Regions from separate parts of the Homo sapiens genome. Here region 2 is linked to region 1. A link is a contact called in ENCODE Hi-C data. All regions are on one chromosome and are shown on one strand. Each heading gives the region's core, a stretch centred on a gene start or an enhancer-like site at or near the end of the contact. The rest is flanking DNA. Distances are from core to core; before and after follow the strand shown.

Region 1 (4,434 bases), core at 704-3,203:
AGAGAGTGATGAGGCAACTTGGTAGTTTTTACAATGGGGTTCAGGGAACAGTCCAAATTGGGTAACAGATGATCAAGAAGCCAAGGAGAAGCAGGAAAATAGAAAGAAAATAGATACAAAAATAAAGAGGCTGTGGTAGTATGGGAATCCTAAAAAGACATCAGAGAGGAGGGCTTGGGTCTAGGGAAGAACTGGGGACACAGGCAGAAAGCCCCCTGGGAGGAGAAGAAAGGCAGGGCTGTAGGACTCCCCAGAGACCTTCCTCAGCACCCCCACTGCCACTGCCACTGCCAGCCAGAGCCCCATCATTCCCTATAAACCACCAGCACAAGGCTCTCTTTCAGGCCTACTCCTGCACCTCCATGCCCAGACCACTAGGCCATGACTATGGCATAGCTTGGTACCATTTACTGAGCATTTACTATGTGCCAGACCTCATGCTGGAGACTTGATATGCTTTTCTCATTGGATCTCATCAGTAATTCTGTGAGGGAGGTACCATCACTATTTCTATTTTACAGGCGAGGATATTGAGGTTACAAAATTTAAGTGACTTGCCCAAGGTCACACAGTTGTAATTGGCAGAGACCAGTGGGCTTCACCACTATGCTCTTCTGCCTTCCATGAAACTTTCGTTTGGTGTCTTGACTTGGAAAGGGCCCGAGAAAGATGGGCCCATTCAGGAACCACTTGCTGAAAGGTGTACTCTGCACATGTAACCTGCTTACTTCTAGAGCAGGTTCAGGTGTTGACTTAAACCCATCACAAGGTCTCTGGCCTGTGACTCCTCTCAAGGCTCCCAGTGGGCCCTAGAAAAACTCAGATCTGTCAGACTGCTCCTGTGACTGGCACCTGGCCTCCACCGGACAAGCCCCATCCTGGCTGAAAACCACCACTGGGGCCAGGCTGCGGTGGGGGAAGAATGCATCTGGGTTGGGTCAGGGGGAAAGCGGCACTTCGGCACCCTAGAGCTCCACGGCTGGGGCCATGGGGGGCCACGCAGAAAGGGAGGCACTTTGCTTCCTCCAGACTCAACTTCACAATTTCAGGGGTGAGAATCGGAGTAGGGTAGGGGAGTGGGCACAGGGCAGGAGCTTGAGACTCACAGAGACCCCAGTTTGACTCTTGGTTGTGCTCTGTGCCCAAGTCAATGAGCTTCCTTCTGCCTTGGTTAACCCAATAACGGTGCCCACCTCAGCATTATTCTTGTGGAGATTAAATAAATTGAAGCATGCAAACCACTTATTAGCACAAGGGCAGGCACATAGTAATAATAATTATGACTCTCCATGCATCACCTTATTTAATATTTTGGCGATTAAATGAAACTGAATCAGAGAAAAGTGAAATAATTTCTCCAAAATCACTTGCCAGGAGGGAGTAGATCCAGGATCCCAGAGCTCAAGCCCTGGCAGCACACCACACCTCAGGAAATGTCAGCCGTTGCTGTCATGGTGTGTTGTTGCTATTGTCGAGGTCATTGTTGTTGTTTTTCTTTTTGAGACGGAGTCTCGGTCTGTTGCCCAGGCTGGAGTGCAGTGGCGCCATCTCGGCTCACTGCAACCTCCACCTCCCGTGTTCAAGCCATTCTCCTGCCTCAGCCTCCCAAGTAGCTGGGACTACAGGTGCCTGCCACCAGGCCTGGCTAATTTTTTGTATTTTTTTAGTAGAGATGGGGTTTCACCGTGTTAGCCAGGAAGGTCTCGATCTCCTAATCTCATGATCCACTGGCCTTGGCCTCCTAAAGTGCTGGGATTACAGGCATGAGCCACCACACCTGGCCGAGGTCATTGTTGTTATGACGTTTCTGGTGGTTGCAGTGGAAACTAATAACAGAGGATGAACCACAGGAATTCCCTCCAGGATGTCTGCAGAGGGTGAGTGATTTCAGCAATAATTTTCTATTGTTGCTCTAAGTAAGGGAAACTGAAACTGAAAGACTAAAACCAACCACTGTGAGTCAGTCTTATTCCTAGGGAGGCTACCCTCTCTCAATGCCACCAAGAAGAGTAGCCTGTCCAGGTGATGCCTCATGTTTGGAATTATGAGCTGAAAAGAATAAAGAAATAACCACAGGAAACAGCACCAAGCTAATGAAGGGAAAGAGGTCCCAGGTGACCCAGTGGGACTGTGGACACTAACTTGTAACAAAAGGCTGCATTGTGCTTATAGAACCGGCAGAGGTTCCCGTCATCGGGGGGCGTGGCACAGAAGAAGATGGAAGGTGACAGATTGTATCGGCCCATCTTGCAGAATTCATCATTTTCTCGGGGAGCACCAGGCTCGATGGCAACACGATCACCTGGAGAGGAAAACAAAGATGGCACCATGTCCGAGGGTGGGAGCAGAGTCTGCCCGCTCTTTGGTCTGGTTCTTTGTTTTCCAACCTTTGAAAACAGCAGAAGCAGAGATGTTATGAAGGCTTGCATGCTCATGGGCAGATGCCAGATGAGAGAATCTAGCTTAACGAGCCACCCTCCTCCCTGGGGACCCAGGGTGTCCTAGGCAAGTGAGGAAACTTGGGATGAAGCACAGAGTCACTCTGGGGGAAAAGGACCAGCCCCCTCCTCCACAGCCCAGTGTGGCCTGCCCTTTTTCCAGCTCCTGCAACAAGCCAAGCCACCCTCTATCTCCACAGCCACTTCCCAGCTAAGGCAAGCCAAGTATATTCCCATCTCACACTGCTGGAAAAGGGGTAGCTAATACATGGAGTTTGCGGGCATTTTTTCTTCATCTGTTTGGAAGATAGAAAGCAAAACCTTTACAAAGACAAGAGCTATAATTACAGCATGTTTTATGTCCAGTCTGGTCATTTTTAGACAATAATTAGGAGTCAACTGATTCCTGGTAGTAGAACTGCAAAGGCCAATGACCTGCAGAGGACTCTGGTACAGTAGAGAGTAATACTTGAGGCTTCTGAACAGCCAGCTCTATTATATTTCTATTCTATGCCTCACTACACCTGCTTGGAAACCCAGCCTGAGAACTGCTCTCTAATTGTTATTTTTTCTATCTTTTTATTATGAAGAATTTCAAACATACAGCAAAATTCAAAGAACTGTATAGCGAACACCTGGATACCCTCCTCCTACATTCTTCAAGGAACATCTAGCTATGTTCACTTTATCACATATCTATCCATCTACCCCTCTGTCTCATCTCTGTCTCCTTCCATCAGTCTATCTTCTTTTCCGATGCACTTCAAAGCAGGCTGCAGACATCAGTATACTTCACCCTTAAATGCTTCAGCCTGCATATCATTAACTAGAGTTCAGTATTTGTTTATGGTTCTTTTTTAAAGGTATCACCTAGGAATGCAAACCCCTTTTAAGATACAGAACACTACCACTACCTCAGAAATCTTATTCCTCTGTATCTGTTCCCAGTCAATCCCCAGCCCCATCCCCAGAGGACACCAATGTTTTGACTTTTTTTTGTACCACAGATTAGTATTGCCTGTTCTAGCACATCACAAAAATGGGATCATACAGTAGATACTCTTTTGAATCTTGCTTCTTTCAGTTAGCATAATGCTTTTCAGATTGATCTATGTTGTTGTGGTATTAACTGTCTGGCCAGGTGTGGTGGCTCATGCCTATAATCTCATAATCCCAGCACTTTGGGAGGTCAAGGCAGGAGGATCACTTGAACCCAGGAGTTCAAGAGCAACATAGGAAGACCTCATCTTTACAAAAAAAATTTTTTTAATTAGCTGAGCATGGTGGTGTGTGCATGTGGTCCCAGCTACTTGGGAGGCTGAGGTGGGAGAATCACTTGAGCCCAAGAGGTTGAGGCTGCAGAGAGACATGATCACACCACTGCATTCCCACCTGGGTGACAGAGCAAAACTGTCTCAAAAACAAATGACAGTTTGTTCCTTTTCATGGCTGAATAGTGTTCCAATGTAAGAGTATACCACAGTCAGTATCACCATTCTCTTATTGATGGAAAAAACCTGGTTGTTTCCAGTTTTCTCATTGCTGGTTTTTTGGGGTTTTTTTTTTGTGCATGTTTCTTTGGTTTTTTTGTTTGTTTTTTGAGACAGGATCTCACTCTGTCACCCAGGCTGGAGTACAGTGATGCAATCACAGCTCACTGTAGCCTCAACCTCCCCAAGTTCAGGTGGTCCTCCTGCCTCAGCCTCCCAAGTGAGGAAGGAGAAAGAAAAAAAGCAGGCAGACAGTTAGGGCAGGTCCTCGGTGAAATTCTTTCAAACAAAACAGCAGTCTGGAAAAAATCAAGCTGCAGGCACATAAAGAGCAGCTTGGAAAAATCAAGCTACAGGCACAGATAAGGGAGTGAGGCCCAACATAGAAATGCCTTGGTTCTCTGTGTAATCAGTGCACTCCCAGGAAAAAGTTTCCTCCCCTTTTTGGGCATGTACACAGTGGGCTCCATGAGAACTTGCATGGGGTGGGGTGGAGGCTTGCTTAA
Region 2 (4,434 bases), core at 313-2,812, 53 kb before region 1:
CCTCTCCCCATGGGCTGCACCACACACTCACCCACAATTTCTGCGCCTATGAACAGACTGAGAAGAACTCTCACCAACCAAAACCAGCGCTGCAGGAATAGGCACCCGGGTCAGGCCTGAGCCCTGCCAAACCAGAGTCCCCAAGACCACCCTTGACCCCACTTCACCTGGATCTTTAGTTATATCCAGACTTTTGAGACTAATGTTAGGCACGCTTTTCCTGCAAGTCCCTCTGGGCTACTGGCATTTCTGATATTTTGTGACCACGCACTTTCACCTCCCTAGCCCCATTTCCCATCTACCCTAACAGCACCTCCCCTCCACCCCCACTTCCTGGCACTCTTCCACCACCTTCACTCCCCTAGCTGTCTGGCGCCTGGTCCTGGTTCTGCCTCCTGGTCCAGTCACTGCTTGGTGAGGCTCAGTGAGTCCAGAAGTGCTAGGCACGCAGGGGTCACCTCCCTCAGAAGAGGGAGGCCCCAGCCTGATCTCCGAGGGGAGGAGGTGGGAATGCAGATACTCCTAGGTGCACCAGTTCCAGGGAAAGCAACACAGATTAAGATGCAGAAAAGCTGGGTCCTCCCAGAACTGAAAAATGCACAACCTAGGTTCTGGGAGAGGGGGAAAGTCTAAGACAATGCACCCAGTTGGCTCCAACTTCTAATCCAATGTGGGAGTCTCAGTCCTGAGGATGAGGCACCCATACACATGTGTCTCAACCCAGTGCAAAGGGGAACACTGCAGTCTGAGCTGCTGGCATCTGTCCTTTTGGCCTGAAGGTCATCACCCACCGGATGGGATGAGAGTGCAGCTTTAGTCCTGGGAGAGGTGGGAGGCCCTCCAGCACAAGAAGCCTAGACTGTTCCTCAGGATTACTGGACTGGGTGCCCATTCTCTGCAGCAGCCTTCCCAAGGACCCAGCTGGGGTCCTTCTCCAGGATATCCTGGATGGGGAGCTCTCCCTATCCTTGGAAAGGGGTGCTTGCTGCACCAGACTCCTGACTTCACTCCACCTGAGCCTCAATTCGACTATTCATGGAGGCTCTTGTACAGTCTTACCTGTCCTGGGTCCCTCAGGAGACAATCTGCCCATGAGCCTTCCCCCACTCTACCTGCACTATGAGGACACCCTTACCGAGTGGCCACGGATCCCCGGCAAGATGAGCAGGAAGCTTGCTGCTAGAGCCAAAAACACTAGAATAACGATGAGCAGTGGAACGCTGAAGCCTGCGGCATGCCGGGGCTGGGGGTAAAAAGGCAGTACGCCGTTCCACAGGGTCATGCTGCACGCCGGCCGAGTGCTGCACGCAGGCGGGCAGGCAAGCCAGCAAGCTGGGGCTGCCTGGACGCGGGAGAGCGCGTCCTTGGCGTCTCTTTGCGTACAAGGCTGGGACCGAGTGGGCTGGTGAAGTCTGAGTCCTGCACCTCTCCGTTAAGGAAGCGTGGAGGTGGGCTGCTCTCAACGCTCTGGGGTTGGTACCGACAGAGTTTTTCTAGCCGGCGAGCGAAACTATTTCTCACTGTCTGTAGCCGTTACTTTCCTGGTTCTGCGGGTTGGCGCTGAGTTTGGAAGTCGCGCGGGACCCCTTTTATAGCAGCGTGGGCGACGTGCCACACGGGTGTCCCAGCCCAGGGGCTGGTCTGAGCTGGAAGAGGTTGTGCAAATAAGGGCCCCACCTCCACGGCAGGAGGGTGAGCCCTAGGTCCAGATGCTCACACTGGCGCAGGTCTGTCCTGAGCCGACACCTGCACAGTGGCGAGACCAAGGACCCAGAGAGAAAGGTGAGAGTGCAGCCGGGGAGGCTGAGGATCGGCGGAGCTGGAAGAGTGAGGGTGAAGGCAAGAAGTAGAGCACAGAAGCAAAGATTTTAAGAGGAAAGAAGACATCTGAACCCAACACCACCCTAAACCACAGGTTAGACCAGAGTTTGGGATCTGACCCTAGCCCTCGCCCATCATGCACAGGCGTTCATTGCAGAAGGGGAGTTTATTGGGGAAGGGGGGATTCATTGTGGAAGGGTGCTGCAGTCCCTCACTCCCAGGTCAGTAACCTTTTTCCCTTCCCTGCCTCCTGGAGGAGAAGCGGAGCCTGACGGATCGGGGGCGGGTGGAGGTGAAACATTGGAGACATTGGGCACACCCTGGGAGGCTTGACCAGTCCTGCCCTGGACTGACATGCCCCAGAAGACTCCTGCCCAGTGGGTTCCTATGGTCGGGGGTTAACTCTCTGATGGGGTGGCGGATGGGGAACAGTGTCAATGCCTCCAGAGCTGCCAATTGTCCTGGAAAGAGTGGCGTTTGGATGAAGGTCCTCGGTGATGCTTCTAACAGCTACCTTCCAGAAGTGGAAACAGCTGGTGCTCCTCCTCCAGTACTAGCTGTAGGAACAAGAGGGGAGGCATAGAGGACGCCCTAACAGTGGCTTTCGCATACCACCTACCACCCCCACCCTCACCCCGCAGGCTGCAGGGTTGGCATGCTCCGTGCAAGACCAGAGGCACTGATGCTCCTGGGAGCTCTTCTGACTGGATCCCTGGGTCCATCGGGCAAGTATCAGGCTCCTCTAGCGGCGGGGTGTTCCCCAGGATCCCTGGGAGGTGGGGCGGGGAGAGGTGCGGCAAGCGGCTCCCTGAGACTGGAAGGTCATTTCGCCGTGCAGCTCAGCGGGATGGGAAACTTCCCAGTGCGGCCCGACACTTGGGTCCGGTTAGGGGCGCTCCGCGAGCTGGGGAAGGACTGGCCAAGGCCTTCGTTGCTCGGGAGGGGTAGCTGGGAGCGTAGTGCTGAGGAGGCCCTTCTCTGTGCCCACAGGCAGTCAGGACGCACTCTCACTGCCCTGGGAAGTGCAGCGCTATGACGGCTGGTTTAACAACCTGAGGCACCACGAGCGTGGTGCTGTTGGTGCGTTCTGGGGGCCCGGGCGTGCTGGGGCCGTGGCTCGCGAAGGGCCGGGGCGCGAAAGGCCCTGAGCGGGGAATCTGCGGGGAACACGCGCCCAGCAGCTCCGCTGCCTACACAGCGCAATCTTATGCGCTCCCGGGGCCAAGAGACCCTTGAGGGAAGGTTCTGTCAGTGAAGTGGGATGGGGGTTGAGGGAGGCTTAGGGAGAGGTTTGGGGGATCCTAGGGGATGGAGTGCTTAGACAGAGCCCCGCTCCCTGCCTCCGCAGGCTGCCGGTTGCAGCGCCGCGTACCAGCCAATTACGCCGACGGTGTGTATCAGGCTCTGGAGGAGCCGCAGCTGCCCAACCCGCGCCGGCTCAGCAACGCAGCCACGCGGGGCATAGCCGGCCTGCCGTCGCTCCACAACCGCACCGTACTGGGGGTCTTCTTTGGTGAGGGCAAAGGGGGAGACCAGTGGGGTTGATCTGGCGCTCTGCTCAGCCTGGGGGAGGGGCCAGATCCCGTCTGCGAGTCCACAGGAGACCCATCCGACTCCCAACCACTTCCTCTCTACGCAGCACTTCGAGACTGCCTTCATCTCGGAGAGATTTTGGGATGTTGATACAGAGATATTTGCTCTGTATCTAACCTTTCTCTTACGCCTTATTCCAACCTAGGGGTGTCACTGGACCCCCATTATAGCTCTTGGGAACTGAGCTCCCCAGCCACCGCTCTCCTCACCGTGTGTTTGTAACCATTTTACCTCCCCCTAGCCCAGAGGGAGGAGGACTGACTTGGGGTACCCCTACATAAATTATATCATTTTGATTCTCACAACAGCTTTATGAATTGAGTAGGAAGGGAACTCACTATAGTCTTACTTTGCAGATTAGAAAATTGAGGCTACCTGGGGCTAACGTGCAGAGCTGGTGGCGGAGCTGGCACTGGGACCTCTGTCTTTTGGCTCCTGAGGACACTTGGAGGCCGCCCTGGCCGTGGGGAGGGCGCAATACGGACGGTTTGTCACGTATTGGCGCCCCATGCCCGCAGGCTACCATGTTCTTTCCGACGTGGTGAGCGTGGAAACGCCCGGTTGCCCCGCCGAGTTCCTCAACATCCGCATCCCACCTGGAGACCCCGTGTTCGACCCCGACCAGCGCGGGGACGTGGTGCTGCCCTTCCAGAGGAGCCGCTGGGACCCCGAGACCGGACGGAGTCCCAGCAACCCCCGGGACCTGGTGAGGCGGGGAAGGCGGCGGGAAGGGACCGCACCCCAGCCAGGTGGGGCCTGGGCTTCGGGCCTGGCAGGGCCTGGAGGGGAGAGGCGCCCACTCCCCAGCCGCGGACACCCGCCGGGCCCCGGCCTTCCCTGGCCCGCCGCCGCCTCTCGACCCGGGCTCACCCGCCGCGTGCCCCGCAGGCCAACCAGGTGACGGGCTGGCTGGACGGCAGCGCCATCTATGGCTCCTCGCACTCCTGGAGCGACGCGCTGCGGAGCTTCTCGGGGGGACAGCTGGCGTCGGGGCCCGACCCCGCTTTCCCCCGAGACTCG

What was found. A loop is a pair of places that touch in the nucleus more often than their neighbours do. Pooled maps may share reads with other maps.
Region 2: a loop to region 1 is called in a map of heart left ventricle, with 2.8 times the contacts of the local background. The contact joins the promoter of DUOXA2 here to the enhancer-like site in region 1. A Hi-C loop is called at or near these places in 5 of 168 maps with a recorded cell type or tissue (HepG2, IMR-90, adrenal gland and 2 more) and 2 of 50 pooled maps.

Annotation. Positions count from the first base shown.
Region 1 is chr15:45,058,935-45,063,368 of GRCh38, reverse strand. SORD (sorbitol dehydrogenase) reads right to left here. Exons shown (of 9, transcript NM_003104.6): 4 at 2,143-2,302. Among named protein-coding and RNA genes, the nearest start is that of SORD, 38 kb to the right of the region's middle. Within about 2 kb of position 1,953, at least 3 of the 41 ENCODE cell types and tissues checked have a DNase peak (open chromatin) inside an H3K27ac peak, as active enhancers do.
Region 2 is chr15:45,111,454-45,115,887 of GRCh38, reverse strand. It overlaps DUOXA2 (dual oxidase maturation factor 2), which reads right to left and starts at 1,562. Exons shown (of 6, transcript NM_207581.4): 1 at 1,136-1,562; 2 at 32-89. The coding sequence starts at 1,282. DUOX2 (dual oxidase 2) reads left to right here and starts at 1,716. Exons shown (of 34, transcript NM_001363711.2): 1 at 1,716-1,915; 2 at 2,463-2,546; 3 at 2,812-2,901; 4 at 3,170-3,334; 5 at 3,933-4,120; 6 at 4,303-4,434. The coding sequence starts at 2,477. RefSeq lists enhancers at 2,944-3,479, 4,322-4,434.